Regions from separate parts of the Homo sapiens genome. Here all the other regions are linked to region 1. Evidence: chromatin loops called from intact Hi-C (ENCODE). Cell type or tissue: heart right ventricle. All regions are shown on one strand. Each heading gives the region's core, and the rest is flanking DNA. Links, peaks and the distances in the headings are about the cores only. Region 1 overlaps PSMG3-AS1 (PSMG3 antisense RNA 1). Region 2 holds the start of SNORA114 (small nucleolar RNA, H/ACA box 114). Region 3 has its middle 8.2 kb from the start of EIF3B.

Region 1 (7,472 bases), core at 1,296-6,295:
AAAAAAAAAAAAAGGAAAGAAAATTAGCTGGGCATGGTGGTCTGCACCTGTAGTCCCAGCTCCTCAGGAGGCTGAGGCAGGAGAATCGCTTGAACCCGGGAGGTGGAGGTTGCAGTGAGCTGAGATCGTGCCATTGCACTCCAGCCTGGGCAACAAGAGTGAAACTCAGTCTCAAAAAAAAAAAAAAAAAAAACCCAAAAGGATTAATTTGTTGTTGTTGTTTTAAGATGGCGGCTCACTCTGTCTCCCAGGCTGAAGTGCAATGGCGAGATCTCGGCTCGCTGCAGCCTCCACCTCCCAGGTTCAAGAGATCCTCCTGCCTCAGCCTCCTGAGTAGCTGGGGTGACAGGTGCCTGCCACCATGTCCAGCTAATTTTTTTTGTTTTGTTTTTAGTAGAGACAGGGTTTCACCATGTTGGTCAGGCTGGTCTCAAACTCTTGACCTCAGGTGATCCACCCTCCTTGGCCTCCCAAAGTGCTGGGATGACGGGCGTGAACCACCGTGCCCAGCCCCCACCCAAAAGGATTGAAAGCAGGATCTGAGAGGCAGGTGCTCACCCACGTTCCCACAGACGTTATTCACAGGAGCTGAGAGATGGGAGCTGCCCACGTGCCCACCGACAGGCAAGTGAATGAGCACAGTGTGCTCCATCCACACCACGGGAATCCACACCACGGGAATCCACACCACGGGAATCCACACCATGGGATACTGCTCAGCCAAACAGAGTGAAGGGAGTCAGACACCTGCCTCAGCATGGATGGACCTCGACGGCATCGGGTTTTGTGAAATAAGCCAGTCATGAAAGGACCAATACTGTCTGATTCCACACCCACGGGGTCCCTACAGCAATCGAATCTGCAGAGACAGAAAACAGAACGGTGGGTGCCGGGGGTCACAGGGGGGATGGAGAGTGAGGGTTTCATGGGGGCAGAGTTTCAGTTTGGGGAGATGAAAGAGCTCTGGAGACAGGTGCTGAGGGTTGCACAGCAATGTAAATGTGTTGAGTGCCACTGACCTCTGCAGTGGGACGTGGTCATGATGCTGATTTTCTGTGATGTGCATTTTACTGCGATCAAAAATTAAAGGCTGGGCGCAGTGGCTCTTGCCTGTAATCCCAGCACTTTGGGAGACCAAGACGGGCAGACCATGAGGTAAGGAGATCGAGACCATCCTGGCTAACACGGTGAAACCCTGTCTCTACTAAAAATACAAAAAATTACCCAGGCGTGGTGGTGCGCGCCTGTAGTCCCAGCTACTCGGAAGGCTGAGGCAGGAGAATCGCTTGAACCGGGGAGGCGGAGGTTGCAGTGAGCTGAGATCGCACCACTGCACTCCAGCCTGGGTGACAGAGCAAGACTTTGTCAAAAAAAAAAAAAGAAAGAAAAAGAAAAATTAAAATAGGATGGGCGTGGTGGCCTATAATCCCAGCACTTTGAGAGGCCGAGGCGGGTGGATCACTCGAGGTCAGGAGTTTGAGACCAGCCTGACCAATATGGCAAAACCCTGTCTCCACTAAAAATACAAAAATTAGCCAGGCGTGGTGGTGTACGCCTGTAATCCCTGCTACTTGGGAGGGTGAGGCAGAAGAATCGCTTGAACCCGGGAGGTGGAGGTTGCAGTGAGGTGAGATCGCATCAGTGCACCACACCCTGGGCGACAGAATGAGACTCTGTCTTTAAAAAAAAAAAAAGAAGATAAAAAGTGTTCGGCTCATGGACCAGGAGAGACAGTCAGGAAGATGGACAATGGGTTGGGCACAGGGTCCACAGGCTTCCCTCAGGAACAAAGGCAAGAGCAGGGAGACCACGGGAGGAGCTGAGGCTGCATGTGTAGGTGAATGCAGTGACCAGGTGGGCACAGAGGGGCCAGAGGGACCGGAGAGGCAGGGACAGAGCTGGTCCCAGCCACACAGTGGTGAGTCCTCAGGTCCCACAGCCCCTCCACGAACACACCACATATGCACAGGTTTCCATGCTCACAGCCGCACACACTTACACATATGTGCTGGTAACACACGTGTACAGCTCACCCCCACCAAAGTCAAGCTGGCACTTGATGTACAATCTCACATGGGCGACATTCTGGAGACAAGGCAGGGAGCGGGTCAGGGCTTCAGCGGGCAGAGGGCTGACGGCAAAAGACGGTGAGGGGATTGGGGGAGGACGTCGTTGGTTTGGGGTCTTTGTTTGTTTGTTTTTGTTTTGCATCAGAGTCTCGCTCTGTCGCCCAGGCTGGAGTGCGGTGGTGCAATCTTGGCTCACTGCAACCTCCGCCTCCCAGGTTCAAGCGATTCTCCTGACTCAGCCTCCCGAGTAGCTGGGATTACAGGTGCCCGCCACTATGCCCAGCTAATTTTTGTATTTTAGTAGAGATGAGGTTTCACTGTGTTAGCCAGGCTGGTCTCAGTCATGGTTATGGCTGTAAGATGGTCTGCATTTGTCAAAACTCACAGAACAAAACACGAAAGGAGTGCATTTTACTGTATGCAAAGTAAAACTTTTTTTTTTTTTTAAGAGACACAGTCTGTCTGGCTCTGTCACCCAGGCTGGGGTGCAGCGGTGCAATCATAGCTCGCTGCAGCCTCAACCTCCTGGGCCCAAGCGATTCTCATGCCTCAGCCTCCCTAGTAGCTGGGACCACAGGAGCATGACACCACACCAGGCTAATTTTTAAATTTTTTGTAGAGACAGGGTCTTGCAATGTTGCCCAGGCTGGTATTGATCTCCTAGGCTCAAGCAATTTGTCTACCTTGGCCTCCCCAAGTGTTGAGATTCCAAGTGTGAGCCACCACATGCAGTGCTTATATCGTCATTTTTTAAGTTAAAAATAGAAGAAAATAAAACACCATCCCAGCCAGGAGCCCCCAGACCTGGCCCTGGGGGAGGCGGGGTCCCTGGGCCACCTCCCATCCTAACGCCCTGTCCTTTGGAGCTATGTCCCAGGAGAAGAGCGTGAGCCTGCCACACATGTGCTGGACAGAGTGCCCATGCACTGCCCTGACACCAGAGAGACCCTCAGAAAGCCCCAGAGAGAGCCGCAGGGCTGTGAGCAGCTCAGAACACGGCGCTTTCGCGGAGCAGCCGGGAGGCTCCTTGCCCAGGACAGGGAGTCAGGAACCTGGCTGCCCGGTCTCGTTTCCCTTTTCTCTAGGGCTACCAGGAAGGTCAGAGCTGAGGCTGAGGCCCAATAACAGCAACTGCAGAGGACCCGGCACCGGCACACACAGGCCCTGCGCTTCTGTTATGGCCTTGACAGTCTATTCCAGCTTCTGTCTCCCCGGGCCCGATTCTGAACAGTCATGTCCTTGTCTGATTTATAATCCTCTACCTGCGTGCGCCTGGCCCGTCTCCCCAGAGGACTGCGGGCTGGGCCTGTGTCCTGGCTACCTCTGCAGAGCCAGCACGGGGTCAGGCTCAGCAGGTGCCTGTGACGTCAATTACAGATGCCAACACCTTCCAAAGACAAAGTGCTTTGTCATTAGCTGACTGGATGGGGAGAGAGGGACCCAGATAAGAGAAAGACAGAGAGAGAGAGAGAGAAAAGGAGACAGAGACAGAGACAGATGCACAGCAGACAGACCAAAGGAGACAGAAAGAAATAGGTAGACAGACAAACGGAGAAACCAACAGAGACAGACCGTGAGAGAAAGAGACAGAGAGACACACACAGACAGGCACGCTGGCAGAGAAAGAGACAGACCAAGAGAGATAGAAACCAGAGAGACAGAGACAGACAGAGAGACAGAGACAGGCAGGCCATGGGAGACAGAAGGAGACAGGCAGACAGACAGATGGAGAAAGAGAGAGAGACAGACACAGACAGAGATGCAGAGACAGACAGACAGACCAAGAGAGACAGAAATGAGAGAGACAGAGACAGACAGACAGACCAAGAGAAAGAGAGACAGAGACAGACATAGACAGAGATGCAGAGACAGACAGACAAATAGACACATGGAGACAGACAGGCAGACGGACAAAGAAAAAGAGACCAAGAGAGAGGAAAGAGACAGAGAGTGGCACACAGACAGACAGACAGAGAGGTAGGCAGAGAAAGAGAAGAGAAAGACCCAGACAGACAGAAACAGACAGAGAGAGACCGTCAGACAAAGAGAAACAGGCTGAGAGAGACAGAGACAGAGAGAAAGAGACAGAGAGAGACAGAGGGATGAACTGGCTCCTGGCCTCCTAGGAAGATGCATAATTTCGGAGAGGAGGAGGAGGACCTCCCTCCCCCAACCAGAGAGTGAGGAGAATAAGACACCTCCCTCCCTCCCCAACTCTGGACCCAGCCCCAGCCCAGCCCCAGCGCTGCACAGGAGCGTTCTGTGGCCTCTGCTGCCCCCCAGAGGCGTTCACTGGAAACATGCCCTCCTGACGCGGCTTCCCAGTGGCTGGAGACAGTCCAGTCGCTCCTCCTTCCTGCCCTCATTCCTGCCAGGACCCCGCTCAAATCCCCTCCTGGGGTGCACCTGTGGCTCACAGGTGTGTCTGTCCAACGCTAACCTCCCTGGCTACAACTACTGCAAGTATTTTTCCTTATTTTCCCTTTTTATTTCTTTTTTGGTTGTAAAAATAAAATGTTAGCTATAGCCGGGCACAGTGGCTCACACCTGTAATCCCAGCACTTTGGGAGGCTGAGGCGGGAAGATTTCTTGAGCCTGAGAGTTCAAGGCTGCACTGAGCAGAGATCTTGCCACTGCACTCCAGACTGGGCGACGGAGCAAGACCCTGTGGAAAACAAAACAAAAAACAACAAAAATGTCAACTATAAAAAATTCATATAGAATATGTGTGGATGTTGAAAGCTGGAAGTCCCACCTAATTCTGCCCCACCACCCCAGTCGACCTTGGTGACACGGCATCACTGCTGGCCTTCTCCACCAGGCAGGAGGTCCTGTATTTCCAGGAGGTCTTTGCTTACGGGCCCATCTCATTCTTTTTTTCAGCTGTCTTCGTAGGGGAGCATTTTCTCCTTCCTTTCAAATCTCTTTGAAATTACTTCCTGTTCTACTTGTTGGCAGTAGGGTCATTTCTGCTTTTCCTGGCTCTGCCTTGACCTGCAGGCATTTGTTTATTGTCTGTCTTATATCTTCATGGGGGTGGTAGCAGGGGGCCTTGGATCAGCTTCCAGCAGAAAATGCTCATCGAGTGAATGACCAAGCAAACACTTCTCTTACGGATGGATGGATGGATGAATGGATGGATGGGTGAGTGGATGGATGGATGAATGGATGGATGTGTGGGTGGATGGATGGATGAGTGAATGCATGGGTGAGTAAATGGATGAATGAGTGGATGAGTGAATACATGAATGGATGATCGGATGGATGAATGAGTGGATGAGTGAATACATGAATGGATGAGCGGATGGATGGGTGAGTGGATGGATGGATGAATTGACGGGTGGATGGATGGATGGATGAGCGGATGGATGGGTGGGTGGATGGATAGATGGGTGAATGGATGGATAGATGAGTGAATGCATGGGTGAGTGGATGGATGAATGGACGGGTGGATGGATGGATGGATGAGCAGATGGATGGGTGGGTGGATGAGTGGATGGATGGATGGATGAGTGGATGGATGGGTGGGTGGATGGATGGATGGGTGGGTGGGTGGATGGATGGATGAATGGATGGATGGGTGGGTGGATGGATAGATGGGTGAATGGATGGATAGATGAGTGAATGCATGGGTGAGTGGATGGATGAATGGACGGGTGGATGGATGGATGGATGGATAAGCAGATGGACGGGTGGGTGGATAAGTGGATGGATGGATGAGTGGATGGATGGGTGGGTGGATGGATGAGCAGACAGATGGGTGGGTGGATGGATGGGTGGGTGGACGGATGGATGAGTGGACAGATGGGTAGGTGGATGGATGGATGAGTGGATGGATGGGTGGATGAATGGATGGATGGGTGGGTAGATGGATGGATGGATGGATGGACGGGTGAGCAGATGGATGGGTGGGTGGATGGATGGATGGGTGGATGGATGAGTGGATGGATGGGTGGGTGGATGGATAGATGGGTGAATGGATGGATAGATGACTGAATGGATGGATGGGTGGGTGGATGGATGGATGAGTGGATGGGTGGGTGGATGGATGGATGGGTGGATGGATGAGTGGATGGATGGGTGGGTGGATGGATAGATGGGTGAATGGATGGATAGATGACTGAATGCATGGGTGAGTGGATGGATGAATGGACGGATGGATGGATGGATGAGCGGATGGATGGGTGGGTGGATGGATGGATGAGTGGATGGATGGATGGATGGATGGATGGATGAGCGGATGGATGGATGGGTGGATGGATGGACAGATGTCTGTTCGGCAGGAATACAGAGCAACTGAGACGTGCCTGCACTGCTGGAGGGAATGCACAGTGGTGCAGACACTTTGGAGAGCAGCTTGGAAGCTTCTAGAATTAAGCACGTATCTGCCATGCTACTTAGCAATCCCACTCCCAAGTATTTCCCAAGAGAAGTGAACATTTATGTTCTCGCAAACACCTGTACATGAAGGTCAATGGTGGCTTTATTCATAGTGGACCAAGCTGGATATAACCCAAATGTCTTCAATAGAAGAATGGATAAATAAACGGTGGTGCATCCAGACAATAGACTATACTACCCAGCAAAAAAAAAGAGATTAATTACTGATGTGGGCAACAACCTGGTTGAATTAGTATCTTCAATAGGAGAAGCCAATCAGGAAAGGCTACACACACTACATGACTCTGAGATAGGAGGTAGCAGGACGGGTTTCAGAAGACACAGGTCACAAAGACCCCACTGATAAAACAGAGTGTGGTAGAGAAGCCAGCCGAAACCCACCAAATCCAAGATGGCGAGGAAAGCGACCTCTGGTCGTCCTCACTGCTCATTACATGCTAATTATAATCCATTAACATGTGAAAAGACACTTCCACCAGTGCCATGACCGTTTACAAATGCCATGGCAACGTCGAAAAGTTACCCAACATGGTCTAAAAAGGTGAGGAAGCCTCAGTTCTTGGAATTCCTCACCTCTTTTCCAGAAAATGCATGAATAATTCAGCCCTTTGTATAGCATGTGATCAAGAAATAACCCTAACAATAGCCAGTCAGCAGCACCCAGGGAAGCTCTGCCTATGGGAGTAGCCACCCTTTTATTCCTTTACTTTCCTGTCACCCAGGCTGGAGTGCAGTGGCATGATCATAGCTCGCTGCAGCCTCGGACCCCTGGGCTTAAGCGATCCTCTTACCTCAGCCTCCCAAGTAGCTGGAATTACAGGTGCATCTCACCACGCCCAGCTGATTTATTTATTTTTTGTAGAGACAGGGTCTTGCTATGTTGCCCAGGGTGGCCTCAAACTCCTGGCTTCAAGTGATCCTCCCAACTCAGCCTCCCAAGTAGCTACGTCTGCAGGCGTGGGCCACCACGCCCAGCCTTATCTTTAGCTTGAATTTGCATTC
Region 2 (7,472 bases), core at 793-5,792, 510 kb before region 1:
AGCTTTCGTTGCATAGCTGGTAGCAAACCAACATCACTAGGGTTGGTGTTCCCTGTCCCTGGCCGGAGCTCCTTCTGCAGCTCGAAAGGTCTGGGGAGAGCAGCCCTTCAGCCCACTCTGATCTCATGGCAGGTGTGTGTTAGCCTGGCCTTAATTAAGCCTGGCCTTCGAGATGGATGTCAGAACAGCATGATTATTGGACACTTTGTTTTGGAAGCCCGTTCCTTTAGAAGGTGTGCACTTGGAAGTGTGATTAAACACGATGCACGTGATGGGGTGGGCCCCGGGGACAGGTGTTGGAAGTGTGATTAAACACGATGCACGTGATGGGGTGGGCGTGTGGGGTGGGCCCCGGGGACAGGTATTGGAAGTGTGATTAAACACGATGCACGTGATGGGTGGGCGTGTGCGGTGGGCCCCAGGGACAGGTGTTGGGGCTTGGTTGCTTTCCCTGTGTATTAGTCTGTTTTCATGCTGCTGATACATACCTGAAACTGGAAATACAAAAAGGTTTAATTGGACTTATGGTTCCACATGGCTGTGGAGGGCTCCGAATCATGGTGGGAGGCAAAAGGCTCTTCTTACATGGTGGTAGCAAGAGAAAATGAGGAAGAAGCAAAAGTGGAAAGCCTGGATAAACCCATCCGATCTCGTGAGTCTTATTCACTATCACGAGAATAGCATGGGAAAGACGGGCCCCCATGATTCAGTTACCTCCCCCTGGGTCCCTCCCACAGCCTGTGGGAATTCTGGGAGATGCAATTCCAGTTAGGATTTCCACGGGGACGCAGCCAAACCATATCACCTTGGCTGTGGCCTCCACTGTGCCTGGGACTGGCCACAGAGAGCTGTGTCTCCGTGGCTGCCTTCTCCTTGCCTGTTTGCGTGGTCTCGAGGAAGCTGCACAGCAGGGCCCGAGTCGGCCGTGTGAGCCGCTCTCCCTGTCAAAGCACACCCATCCCTGCCTGCTTTGACCTGAACTTGGTGACCTTCAGGCCATCAGTGGAGTGGGGCAGAATGAATAGCCTGTCCTGGCTCATGGCAGCCACCGGGTGAGGCGCCTGCATGCGTGGCTCGGAGGCCTTCTGCAGGCACAACCCCCACCGTGGGCCTGGCAGCTTGTGTGGGAGGCGTGCGGGTCGGTGGCAGAGGGTGAGCACCAGCCCTGTGTGAACCTTCACAACTCCTCTGTGGACCCTGGACTTGGCTTCACTGCTGGTGAGAATCTGGTGTGTGCTTTGGGGCACCCAGGAAATGGAGTTGAGGGCGTCTAGGTTGTACTTGAGAGATGGCCCGGCTCCGTCGGTGTCCTTCCTTCAGGCTGAAGAGCTGCATGGAGTGTGACAGATGGCACTCCCTCCACCCGTCCCCTTGCTGCCTCTCGCTCATGGCCACTGCTGAGTGCTGGGAGTGCCCCAGGCTGTGCCACACCGTCCTGATCTCCCCGGCCTCCCAGGGAGATGGATGTGCACGTGCAGTGGCAGCTCCAGAGCTGTCATGGTGGCACTCGAGGCTGGGGCGGTGTTCCCTGGAGGCAAGCGGGGAGCCTCTCTGGGGTTCAGTGGAGCTCAGACTGCCATGGTGGGACGGAGCGGGGCGGGGGCTGTGGTGGGAATAGGTGGCTCAGTGTGGGCCAGAAGGTTGGAGGGCTGGCGCCGACACGGAACCAGGGTAGCACGAGACCACCGTGCTGGTAACCAGATGGCGCAGCCTGTGATGGGGGCCTGGATTGTGTTCCAGCGGCAACAGGCCCGTCGGCAGGTTTCAGGCAGGGGTGTGAGGAGGCGTGAAGAGGCGCGATGTGTGATCCAAGGTCGCTTTGCTGCCCGACCTCGTCCACTGTTCTGTGGCCATGCACGTGGGCCCCCATATTTCCACTCAGCCTGTGCGGGTGCTTTGTGTGTAGACTTTTAAAGGGGAGAAGTCAGTGTGGTCCGAGTCCCAGTCTTCTTCTTCTCTAACTCTCCTAGAGCCTCAAGCCTCGATCTGCTGGGAAACGGATCCAGTTAGCTGTGAGAGGGGAAGTGGCAGCTTTGCTGAGTTTCACTGGATCTTCTCAGAGGCACCGGCTGTTGAATTCTGTTTCCTCTCCCCACACGCTGTTGTGGTTTTCCCTTCAGCTGCTAGCGCCGTGCTGTCTTGGATGCTAAGGGGCGCCTACGGTGTTCCATGAAGCTGTTCTCTGTGGACAGGCAGGATCTCTCTAAACATACAGTTGGCGCTAGCTTTCTTTCAGCTCCCCAGTCCCTGCTCCTGGCCATGGGACATCATTCCTTTTACAACAAAGAGGATCCTGTCTCTTCCCAAGTACCACTGTTCCTTTGCGATCGGCACAGGCAGGAGAGGTCCGCCCTGCCAGGCCTGGGTCAGTGGAGCTGTGCAGACTGTGGTATAGAAGCTGCCTTCAACAGTTGTATTCCATTTGGGCTTCTCCATTTCCTGATTAGTAGTAGTATTAATAATATTATTTTCAAGACGGAGTCTCACACTGTTGCCCAGGCTGGAGTGCAGTGGTGCGATCTCGGCTCACTGCAACCTCCATTTCCCGGGTTCAAGTGATTATCGTGCCTCAGCCTCATGAGTAGCTGAGATTACAGGCGCGCGCCACCAGGCCTGGCTAATTTTTGTATTCTTAGTAGAGACAGGGTTTCGCCATGTTGGTCAGGCTGGTCTTGAACTCCTGACCTCAAGTGATCTGTCCGCCTCACCCTCCCGAAGTGCTGGAGTTACAGGCATGAACCACCATGCCTGGTCCATTTCCCGATTATTTATTGGTAGTAAAATTCACTTTGAGGTGTGTGGCTCTGTGGGTCTTGACAGTTGCACTGAGCATCCCCCACCACAGCCATGATTCAGTTCCATCACCCTAAGAGTTTCTCCTGCCTCCCCTTGGTCACAGCGCTCTTCCCCTGCCGCCAGCAGCCATGTGGGTACGTTTTTAAAGAGAAGAGCTTCCATGAGGTTTGAAGCCCAGTTTCTCCATGCATGACCACCACCTCCTCCATGCTCTTCTCAAAGTGATGTTGCTTTTTCTTGTTTTAAAACTTTTTCCTGAACTCAGCTTGTAACTCTTAGGATTCCTGGCCACATCTCCCGTCTTCCTGCACGTGATTTCTCTGCCACCCTTGCTTTTAGTCGCAGAAGATAACAGCAATTGTGCTGGGCGCGGTGGCTCATGCCTGTAATCCCAGCAATTTGGGAGGCCGAGGCAGGTGGATCAACTGAGGTCAAGAGTTCGAGACCAGCCTGGCCAACACAGTGAAACCCTGTCTCTACTGAAAATACAAAAAAAATTAGCTGGGTGTGGTGGCAGGCAACTGTAATCCCAGCTACTCTGGAGGCTGAGGCAGAATTGCTTGAACCTGGGAGGCGGAGGTTGCAGTGAGCCGAGAGCGTGCCATTGCACTCCAGCTCTGGGGGACAAGAACGAGACTTTGTCTCCAAAAAGAAAAAAAAAGAAAAAGAGCAATTGTGGCTGGCCTGTCTCCCTGCCTGCAGCGTTTACGGCTTTCCCATGGGCAGAGGCCGTGTGTGGCTCCGTCCCCAGCCGGCTGTGCTGTCTCTGTCGTGCTCCTTGGCACTGACTGACTGACCTGTCTGGAGCCTCCAATTAAAGGTCACTGGCAGCACTTCCCCTAATTACCATGCCATAAGGACTTGGCAGGTTTTGTGGCTGTGGTGTGAGCGAGGGCGTGCCTGTGCTTCAGTGATGCGTTACCCAGTGCTGAGTTGTTGAGCTGCACCTTCCTTTGGATGGGATGCATTTTGGGGAGGAGGACGGAGAATCTGAGCTTCTTCCCTACCAGGCATCTTGTCCTCACTGGGCCTGTGGGGAGGGAGGGGCTCATCCTTAGGAGCTCAGTTGCTTGTCTTTAGGAGCTCCTTGGGGCTGCTGGCCAGGAGGGAGGGAGGTGACGGGTCTTGCCGTCCTCCCCCGCAGCGTGGAGTCCTCCCGGGCAGGGTGGGATTCCTGGGGGTAGGTGGAGCTGCGCACGGAGGTGATGGGTCTCACCATCCTCCAGGCCTTCATACATGCCTGATGGGCCTGTGAAGTTGGCGGGAGTGGGCAGTCGGCGCCCTCGTACGCACCTGGTGGTCCTGTGAAGCTGCATCTGCCGTGAGCGTCCAGTGGGTCTTCAGAGGTTAGGCGGTCACTGGATGACCCAGCAACTTCCCTTCTAAGTGCGCACCCAAGAGAATTGATAACATGTTTGCACGAACACTCGTGTCATCGTTCATAGCAGCATTGCTCATAGTAGCCAAGAGATGGGGCCAACCCAAATGCCCCTCAGCTGTGACTAAAAACAACACGGCTGTCCACCCAGCGAGGAGTTATTGAGCCATAAGAGATGGAGGCTGATGTATGCTGCAGCAGGGACTGGCCTTGAAGACATGATGCCAAGTCAATTCAACAGTATGAAAGGCCACCACCTGTATGATGACATTAATATGAAGTGCCCAGAATAGGCAAAGTCCCGAACTCAAAGCAGGGCATTCCTGAGACACTGCCGTGGCCTCATGTGCTCACTGTGGGCAGAAATATCAGAGTGGCCACTGCCCTGGGAGAACCAGGTGGCCGAGAGGCAATGGCGGCTGCAGGCAGGGACAGCTACATGCGCTGCTCTCCTGGGGTGTGTACTGCGTGGCTGTGCGGCGGGGAGACAGACCACACGGTGAGGTGGGAGGGTGGAGCTTGTTAGCAGGCACCGTTACTTGCTCCGTTACACTTGTCTTTTGTTAACCTTTTCTACCTTTGAGCTTCTTTGAGGACAGTCACCATTGTGTCTGCTTTGCCTGGAATGGTGGCTGATACACAGTGGGTGCTTGAGGTGAGCGTGGAGTTACGGTTCTGAGACCCGTGGCTAGCATGTGAGCTGCAGTAACGAACAGTGTAGTCACTGTCAGGACTGAGCAAGACCGGCGTTGAATTCTTGCTCATCACTGACTGCTGGCCCTTTAGCAGGCTCTCTGATGTCTTCTCAGCTGGGCCATCTCGTCTGTAAAGGACATGATGATAGTCCTTGGCTTGGGGTGGTGGGAAACACATAAACGTGACGATGTATGTTCAGGAAACGATGACGGCAATGATAAGGTCTCTTTTACCCACATGTGGCGAGTTTCTTACTCTACAAGGCTACAGAGTCGCAGGCTCTTCACCTGGAGGGTTGGGAGCACCCTCCTGCCCCCGTGCTTGGCCCTGTATTTGTCACGGCTCCTTCCTTTTTCTCCTCCCTGCCCCAGTCTGGCTCTGGTGGCTCCCAGGGTTATCTGGGGCCGGACATCAGGACGTTCCAGGAGATGTCCAGAGGTGCGAGGCAAGTTCTGAGGGAGGTTCTCCAATGCAGGGATCAAGCTGGCGGTAGGTGACACATTGAGTGGTGTGCTGGCGGCTGCAGTGGCCGCCACCGTGGCTCAGGAAGTAGGTTTTCTGGGCTAGGACTCCGCACTGAGCTGGGTTTCCTGCCTCTAATCTGCTCTCCAGCAGTCAGGCCTGCCAGAGCCTGGGGACCTCCGTGAGCACAGGTACCTGCTCCCTCGTCCCCGGCACGTCTGCGTGGGCGCAGGGCCTTCTCTGGCATCACCCTGCCCGGGCAGCGCCACTCGCATGCTCTGCCCCCTTGCAGTGCTCTGCTCCCAGCAAGTGAAGGTCATGGCCCTTGGCATTCCTGGCCTCGCGCTGCCCGTGGCTGTCTCTGTGGCGGGTCCGGCCACACCTGTGGACAGGCCCTTTCTGTCCCCCCTGGACTTTGAGGAAATGAAGTCAGTATTCACCAGCACAGCAGAGCTTTATTTTTCTACACATACGCAGAAACTTCCATTGTGTTTCCTGAATTATTTTGACCCAAGTCTTCCAGATCCTGCGGAGTGTCCACCGCACACCCTGCCAGCAGTGCTGCCTTGGAATGCCTTTCGGGTGTCCAGAGGAAGCCGCTGGTTAACTGATAGCGAGAAAGGGAATGGCGGCTCGGATGTGAGCATTCTTCTCCGAGTTGGGTGCATGTGGAAAACCGGACCTTCACTGGGTGGGGGTCCATGCCCAGTCTGCGCCCGCTTCCCCAGTGCCTTCTTGCCCAAGCTCCTCCCCACCCCAGGGTCTGACTGCGCTGGAATCACTGGGAGCATCCTGCAGCCGGCCCACAGGATGGGCCCAGCAGACACTCACAGTGACCAACCAGGAGGTCCTGGAGATGGGAACGGGCGCTCCTGCAGTATCAGGAACAGATCTGTTTCTTCCCACGTGCTTTTCCCTGAAGAACTGGGAGGAGGAAATGTTGGTCTTCTTGGTACACAGCCTGCTGCAGGTCAGTGGCGGAGGCCGGGTTTCAACCCAGGTCTCCCAGGTCTTCCTAGCGTCCGATGCCGTTGCCTCTTCCATCTTGGCCACGGGGGACATCTTGCAGTCTGTTACGTCTGGAGTCTCCCGACAGCCCGCCCTGCGCTGGCCTCCACCCACTGACCCACCTTGGAGGCCTCTCCGCTGATTTACCTGCCCGAGTGCTGAGCGCCGTGCCTCGAGACTGGGGGCACTCACCCCGCACCTCCTCTCCGTGCTGTGTAAGCCAAGAAGTGCTCAGTGATTCCAACAAGCACTAACCCTGCCTTTTAAAGGTCATTCCTGTCTTTGTCAGTTCTTAAAGTTCAAGAGGAAATAAACTGCTTAGAGCTGGCATTTCTCAAGTCAAGTGTCAGCCCTCCAAGCCCCCCGCCCGGCACGGAGGAAGCGAGGTTCATAAATGAGCTGCCGGGTGACTCAGTGATGGGCGAATGGGTGCCTTCCTCTCTCCAGCTCCTGCTAGAAAGGAATGAAAGGGAAACTAATAATTCCGAAAATCTCATTTTCTCCTTAAAGTTTTGTTACTCAGCACGGGGAATGCTTTGGAGATGTTTCTTTATTGGTCGAGTGACAGCGTTTAGAGGCTGTCAGCCCTGGGTACCCAGGACGTCACGCGCAGGGAGGGACGGCTCTTCCCCCTGGGGGCCTGTGCCACCCGTTCCTGATTGACGGGCAGGGGAGCTCTCCCTGCAGCGCGAGAGACAGCAGAGGCCCCATGAAGGTGCCACACCTAACGGGGTATTGACTTCTGTGCTTTGGGTCAAGGATGGCAAAATCAATGGGAAAATAAACAGGCCGAATGTGCTTCATTACCCAGGTAGCGCTGAAGCAGCTGGAGTGGTCGTGCGGCGCACAGGCGTGGGCGGAGGCTGGGCCGAGTGCAGGCGCCGGGCTCCATCAATTGTCATGGGCACTAGAGCCTCAGCTTCAGAGCTGCTAATTGGGCTATCGGGTGATTCCAAAGAGAGACGCCACAGAGATCGCTTTGCCTCTTCTTTTAACTATTTGTCTAATTTGATGCAAGCCTCAGTTAAACGGGGTATGTGAGCCCCTTGATCCTCAGAGCTCAATCTCCTCAGCCTGGTCCTTCCACTTGGCCTGCTGCCTCTCTAGAGTGCTGCACTCCCACACCAGACCC
Region 3 (7,472 bases), core at 1-5,000, 770 kb before region 1:
TAACATTGGTTCATAACTATGAAAATGAAAAATGTTCCGCCACACGGCCCCTTGGGGAAGCCTGACCTGGCTGGGGAGAGAGGCTGCCTGAGCCCGGAGACTGGGCCGAGACTAACCCCTCCCTTGCTATCAAGAGAGCCTCAACGTCTCTAGGCCTCAGTTTTCTTACCTCGCAGGCTTGGGGGAGTTTGGATGAGATAATGTAGGAAAGCTGTGCCTTTATTTTCCTGTGGGTTTATCTTAACAGAATGAGAAGTATTTCCAAGTAGGCCAACCAGGTTCTGAGCGTGGGGATTTCATGTCTTTGAGGAAGAGGTTCAGAGCCGGGAAGTGTCCAGTCCCTGAGCCTGGGAGCCATGAACCGGGTGGTAGAGATCCAGGGTGACCCTTCCAGGGCCCAGGCAGGTGAGATCTCTAGTGGGGTGGCTCCGGGTGTAGCCTGGGAGCCTCATGCTGGGCTGGAGAGGACTGAGACTCTGACCTCACCACCTGTCCACCATGGGCCAGCCTGGGTGGGTTTGTGGACATTCAGGACCTGTCACAGGAGGCTGAGGCAGGAGGATAGCTTGAGCCTGGAAGGTTGAGGCTGCAGTGAGCCAGGATCGAGCCACTGCACTCCAGCCTGGGCAACAGAGTGAGACCTTGTCTTAAGAAAAGCTAAATTGGCCAGGCGCGGTGGCTCACGCCTGTAATCCCAACACTTTGGGAGCTGAGGTGGGCAGATCTCTTGAAGGCAGGAGTTCAACATCAGCCTAGACAACATGGTGAAATCTCATCTTTACAAAAAATTAGTTGTGTGTGGGGGCGTGCTCCTGTAGTCCCAGCTTCTTGGGAGGCTGAGGCAGGAGAATCGCTTGAACATGGGGTGGGGGTAGAGATTGCAGTGAGCCGAGATCACACCACTGCACTCTAGCCTGAGTGACAGAGTGATAAACTGTCTCAAAAAAAAAAAAGTTAAATTAAAAATATAGGGGGTAGGGTGAAAAAAATAAACTAAAAATATAACAAATTTAAAAATATAACACTTAAAAAAGGAAAATAATTTGGGAGATAGTGGTGGTGATGGCTGCGTCAGTGTGAACATGCTTTATGCCAATATACCATATGCTTTAACGTGGTTAAGATGGTACATTTTATGTTATGTACACTTTACTATAATATTACGCATTTTTTTTACTTTTTTTTTTTTTGTTTTTGAGACGGAGCCTCACTCTGTCACCCAGGCTGGAGTGCAGTGGTGTGATCTCGGCTCACTGCAACCTCCACCTCCCAGGTTCAAGCAGTTCTCCTGCCTCAGCCTCCTGAGTAGCTGGTATTGCAGGTGTAAGCCACCTCACCAGGCTTTTTTACAATTTTTTTAAAGAAAAAAAAATTGAAAGTCATGATTTTTTGGTTGTAGTTCTCTTGCTAACTTGTGGGTAGCCTATTTTTTTTTTTTTTTTTTTTTTTGAGACAGAGTCTCACTGTGTTGCCCAGGCTGGAGTGCAGTGGCACAATCTCTGCTCACTGTAACTCCGCCTCCCGGGTTCAAATGATTCTTCTGCCTCAGCCTCCCCAGTAGCTGAGATTACAGGCGCACACCACTATGCCCGTCTAATTTTTTTTTTTTAATTTTTAGTGGAGATGGGGTTTTACCATGTTGGCCAGCTGGCCTTGAACTCCTGACCTCAGGTGATCCGCCCGCCTCTCAGAGTGCTGGAATTACAGGTGTGAGCCACCGCGCCTGGCCACTGGCTGGGTAACCCTGAAAAAGATACTGGGCCGGGCACGGTGGCTCACGCCTGTAATCCCAGCACTTTGGGAGGCTGAGGCGGGTGGATCACAAGGTCAGGAGATCAAGACCATCCTGGCTAACACGGTGAAACCCCATCTCTACTGAAAATACAAAAAAATTAGCCGGGCCTGGTGGCGGGCGCCTGTAGTCCCAGCTACTCGGGAGGCTGAGGCAGGAGAATGGCGTGAACCCGGAAGGCGGAGCTTGCAGTGAGCCGAGATCGCGCCACTGCACTCCAGCCTGGGCGACAGAGCGAGACTCTGTCTCAAAAAAAAAAAAAAAAAAAAGAAAGAAAGAAAAGAAAAAGATACTGTACTCGCCAGAGCCTCTGCCTTGTCCTTCCTGGGTGGAGCGTGCAGGCTAGAGGGGGAGCTAGGTAGCTTGGACCCATTTAGGTGTCAGGAACTGTGGACAGAATTCGAGTTGGCAGAAGAAACGATTCACCTACAGATGGCGATCTTAGCCCGCCCTTTTCAGTGTGTGAACTAGGCTTGCTTTTTTTACTTAGTTTCTTTTTTAAATTCCTTACATAGTAGGAAGCCGAAAAAGCAGCTTTCTCTCCAGCAAGTTTCTCAGTATCTCAGTAATTTCTCCAGGATGTTCTACATAAACCGGTCTATGTCCAATCTCGCAGGGCACTTGGAGACGCAAAGAGGCATCCATGGATTCAAAGGGTCCAGTGTGGGCCAGGCGTGGTGGCTCACGCCTGTAATCTCAACACTGGGAGGCCGAAGCGGGCAGATCACCTGAGGTCAGGAGTTCCAGACCAGCCTGGCTAATATGGCGAAACCCCATGTACTAAAAATACAAAACTTAGCTGGCTGTGGTGGCACACGCCTGTAATTCCAGCTACTTGGGAGGCTGACACAGGAGAATTGCTTCAACCTGGGAGGTGGAGGTTGCAGTGAGCCGAGATCACACCACTGCACTCCAGCCTGGGTGACAGAGCAAGACTCCATCTCAACAAAACAAAGCAAAAGAAAATAAAATGAGCAAAAAAAAAAAAAAAAAAGAATCCAGTGTGGCCCCAAATCATCTGAACTTCCCTGTCTCGTTTGACCATGCTGGTTTCCTCCTGGTTTTCCCTGCCGCCTACTGCCTTCAGCCAAAGGCTCTTTTTTTTTTCTTTTTTTTTTTTTTTTTTTGAGACAGCATCTTGCTCTGTCGCCCAAGCTGGAGTGCAGTGGTGCTATCTTGGCTCCCTGCAATCTCCACCTCCTAGGTTCAAGCGATTCTCCTGTCTCAGCCTCCTGAGGATTGAGGACTACAGGCGCCCACCACGAAGCCTGACTAATTTTTGTATTTTTATTAGAAACAGGTTTCGCCGTGTTAGCCAGGCTGGTCTCAAACTCCTGACCTCAGGTGATCCGTCAGCCTCGGCCTCCCAAAGTGCTGGGATTACAGGCGTGAGCCACTGCGCCCAGCCCAAAGGCTCTTATTATTATTGTTTTGTGGAGATGGTGGGGGCGGAGGGTGTCTAGCTATGTTGCCCCAGCTGGTCTTGAACTTCTGGCCTCAAGTAATTCTCCTACCTCAGGCTCCCATGGCTGGATTACAGGTGAGCAACACACCCTGTTCAAAGACTTATTTGACTTTCTGCCCTATGATGCTTGGCTTCTTCAAATGTAGAGGAGTGAGGCATGGACAGGAATCAGATGCTCCCTATTTCCCTATTCCTTTTTTCTTTTTTTTTTTTTTTTTTTTGAGACGGAGTCTCAATCTCTGTCGCCCAGGCTGGCGTACAGTGGTGTGATCTCGGCTCACTGCAGCCTCCACCTCCCAGGCTCAAGAGATCCTCTGAACTCAGCCTCCTGAGTACTTGTGGCTACAGGTGTGAGCCACCATACTTGGCTAATTTTTTTCTGTTTTTTTTTTTTTTTTTTTTTTTGAGACGGAGTCCAGCCCAGGCTGGAGTGCAGTGGCGCAATCTCAGCTCACTGCAAGCTCCGCCTCCCAGGTTCACGCCATTCTCCTGCCTCAGCCTCCCAAGTAGCTGGGACTACAGGTGCCCACCACCACGCCCGGCTAATTTTTTGTATTTTAGTAGAGACGGGGTTTCACTGTGTTAGCCAGGATGGTCTCGATCTCCTGACCTCGTGATCCTCCCACCTCGGCCTCCCAAAGTGCTGGGATTACAGGTGTGAGCCACCGTGCCTGGCTGCCTCACCTTTTTTTTTTCGTTTTGAGAGTCTTGCTCTTTCAGCCAGGCTGGAGTGCAGTGGTGAAATCACAGCTCAGAGCAGCCTTGACCTCCTGGGTTCAAGCAACCCTCCTGTTTCGGCCTCCCCAGTAGCTGGGGCTACAGGCATGCACCACCATACCCAACTAGTTTTCTTTTTATTTTTTGTAGAGACCAGGGTCTCACTATGTGAGCTCAAACTTCTGGGCTCAAGTCCTCTCCTAAAATATATTTTCTCCTCTGTTCCTCAGAGGAAGCCATCATGTACCTGTAAGTAATGTATTCATTGTTTGGTATTTTTATTGATTTATAGTAGACCCATATGCTATTATAAGAAATAGGCTGGGTGTGGTGGCTCACGCCTGTAATCCCAGCACTTTGGGAGGCTGAGCAGGCAGATCACTTGAGGTCAGGAGTTCGAGACCAGCCTGGCCAACATGGTGAAACCCTGTCTCTACTAAAAATACAAAAATTAGCTGGGAGTGGTGGTGGGTGCCTATAATCCCAGCTACTCGGGAGGCTGAGGTAGGAGAATCGCTTGAACCCAGGAGGTGGAAGTTGCAGTGAGCTGAGATCTTGCCACTGCACTTCAGCCTGGGCAACAAGAGTGAAACTCCGTCTCAAAAAACAAAACAAAAATAAGAAATAATACCCTTTGCCCAGTATCCTCTAATGATGCAGAAGTACACAATAATATCACAACCAGAATGTTGACGCAAATAAAATCCACCAACCTTATTCACATTTCTTCTTCTTTTTTTTTTTTGGACGGATTCTCACTCTGTCTCGCCCAGGCTAGAGTGTGTAGTGGCACGATCTTGGCTCACTGCATCCTCCACCTCCTGGGTTCAAGTGATTCTCCTGCCTCAGCCTCCCAAGTAGCTGGGATTACAGGTGCCTGCCAGCAGGCCCGGCTAATTTTGTATTTTTAGTAGAGATGGGGTTTTTTCCACATGGGCCAGGCTGGTCTTGAACTCCTGACCTCAGGTGATCTGCCTGCCTCAGCCTCCCAAAGTGCTGGGATTACAAGTATGTGAGCCACTGTGCCTGGCCAGATTTCCTCAGTTTTATTTGTCCCCTTTGGTTCATTTACGTCTTTAAATGGACGTGCTGCACTCCACAGACCCTTCTGCAGTTTTCTTCACCCACAATGATGTTTTCAAGATCTATCCATTCTGTACATGCTGTTCTAGTTTATACATTGCATGAATATATCACAATTTCTTATTCACTTCACATTCGTATAAAAGTAGGTTGTTTTGGTTTTTTTCAGTGTTATAAATAGTATTACAGTGAAGACTCTTATGCTTGTCTCTATGAGCTATAGTTTAGAGAATATGACTAAAAGTAGGATTTGCGGGTCACAGGATATCTGCATTCCAATTTATTAGACATTAACAAGTTGTTCTCCAAAGTATCTGTACCAATTTACACTCCCTCCAGCAGTGTGGGAATATTGCTGTTTCTTCCTATCTGCTGTGCGTGAAAGGGTATCGTGTTGTTTGAATTTGCATTTCTCTGATGTAAGTAGATGTCTGATTCAAGCAGAAAATGAAATTATTAAAAGGATCTAAAAGGCCAAGCTGGTCTCGAACTCCTGACCATGTGATCCGCCTGCCTCAGCCTCCCAAAGTGCTGGGATTACAGGCGTGAGCCGCCGTGCCCAGCTGGCTAATTTTCGTGTTGTTGGTATAGATGCGGTTTCATCCTGTTGGCCAGGCTGTCCTCAGATGATCCTGAACTTAAATGATCTGCTTGCCTCAGTGTCCCAAAGTGCTGGGATTACAGGTGTGAGCCACCACACCCAGCCACTTTATAATTTTTTTTTTTTTTTTGAGTTGGAGTCTCGCTCTGTCACCCAGGCTGGAGTGCAGTGGCGCGATCTCGGCCCACTGCTACCTCCGCCTCCCAGGTTCACAAGATTCTCCTGCCTCAGCCTCCCAAGTAGCTGGGACTACAGGCACCCACCACCACGCCCGGCTAATTTTTTTGTATTTTTAGTAGAGACGGGGTTTCACCATCTCAGCCAGGATGGTTTCGATCTCCTGACCTCGTGATCCGCCCGTCTGGGCCTCCCAAAGTGCTGGGATTACAGGTGTGAGCCACTGTCTATAATTTTTTTAATAAAATAGAGAGGAGGTCTTACCATGTTGCCCAGGCTGATCTTGAACTCCTGAGCTCAAGCGATCTTCCCACCTTGGCCTCCCAAAGTACTAGGATTTTCTTTTTATTTTCCTTTTCTTGTTTTTGAGACTGAGTCTTGCTCTGTCGCCCAGGCTCAATTACGTGATCATGGCTCACTGCAGCCTTGAACTCCTGGGTTCAAGGAATCCTTCTGCCTCAGCCACCCAAATAGCTGGGACTACAGGCGCACGGCACCACACCTGGCTAATTTTTTTTTTTTTTTTTTTTTGAGATGGAGTTTTGCTCTTGTTGCCCAGGCTGCAGTGAAATGGCAGGATCTCAGCTCACTGAAACCTCCACCTCCCCAGTTCAAGCGATTCTCCTCCCTCAGCCTCCTGAGTAGCTGGGATTACAGGCCTGCACCACTGTGCCTGCACCACTGTGCCTGGCTAATTTTGTATTTTTTAGTAGAGACAGGATTTCTCCATGTTGGTCAGGCTGGCCTTGAACTCCCGACCTCAAGTGATCGGCCCCCTTTGGCCTCCCAAAGTGCTAGGATTACAGGTGTGAGCCACTGCATTTGGCTCATATCTGGCATTTTTACCTTCTACAGTGGGAAGATAATCTTCTTTTATTTATTTATTTATTGAGATTGGATCTTACTCTGTCGCCTAGGCTGGAGGGCAGTGGCACCATGTTGGCTCACTGCAAGCTCCGCCTCCCGGGTTTACGCCATTCTCCTGCCTCAGCCTCCCCAGCAGCTGGGACTACAGGTGCACGCCACCACACCCGGCTAATTTTTTGTATTTTTAGTAGAGACGGGGTTTCACCGTGTTAGCCAGGATCGTCTCGATCTCCTGATCTCGTGATCCGCCCGCCTCGGCCTCCCAAGGTGCTGGGATTACAGGCGTGAGCCACCATGCCCGGCCTGTATGAGCTCTTTGTAAGTTCAGGCTTCTAGTCTTTAAACTTTGTATATGTTAAAAATATTTTTTCCCAGGGTGTGGCTCATCTTTGCATCTTTGTTCATGGTCTCTTTCATCATACAGTTTGGTCATACTAAATGGCCAAATTAATATTTAAAATTATCAAGGCCAGGTGCGGTGGCTCATGCCTGTAATCCCAGCACTTTGGGAGGCCAAGGTGGGTGGATTATTTGAGGTCAGGAGTTAGAGACCAGCCTGGCCAACATGGTGAACCCCCACCTCTACTAAAAATACAAAAATCAGGCCAGGCGTGGTGGCTCACACCTGTAATCCCAGCAGTCTGGGAGGTCGAGGCAGGTGGATCACCTAAGGTCAGGAGTTCAAGACCAGCCTGACCAATACGGTAAAACCCCGTCTCTACTAAAAATACAAAAAAATTAGCCGGTGGTGGGCGCCTGAGGCAGGAGAA

What was found. Peaks named below come from ENCODE experiments on the same cell type or tissue, not always from the same donor. Only the 100,000 strongest peaks of a DNase experiment are listed, where the experiment ranks them.
Region 2: it touches region 1 in a loop (3-fold over the local background); 2 of 110 quality-filtered maps call a loop at or near these places.
Region 3: it touches region 1 in a loop (6-fold over the local background); 70 of 110 quality-filtered maps call a loop at or near these places.

The regions. Positions count from the first base shown.
Region 1 is chr7:1,576,549-1,584,020 of GRCh38, reverse strand. PSMG3-AS1 (PSMG3 antisense RNA 1) reads right to left here. Exons shown (of 5, transcript NR_027329.1): 4 at 752-859. Among named protein-coding and RNA genes, the nearest start is that of PSMG3-AS1, 10 kb to the right of the region's middle. RefSeq lists enhancers at 6,649-7,471, 7,472. In heart right ventricle, for the core only: CTCF peaks have their summits at 4,152 and 4,358 (motif pointing left); a DNase peak (open chromatin) is centred at 4,340.
Region 2 is chr7:2,082,540-2,090,011 of GRCh38, reverse strand. All of the region lies in intron 11 of MAD1L1 (mitotic arrest deficient 1 like 1), which reads left to right. SNORA114 (small nucleolar RNA, H/ACA box 114) reads left to right here and starts at 960; the gene lies at 960-1,100. In heart right ventricle, for the core only: no CTCF peak of the experiment used is centred there; a DNase peak (open chromatin) is centred at 3,608.
Region 3 is chr7:2,342,928-2,350,399 of GRCh38, reverse strand. It overlaps a transcript of SNX8 not described here. Among named protein-coding and RNA genes, the nearest start is that of EIF3B, 8.2 kb to the left of the region's middle. In heart right ventricle, for the core only: a CTCF peak has its summit at 2,229; a DNase peak (open chromatin) is centred at 2,229; H3K27ac peaks cover 395 bases.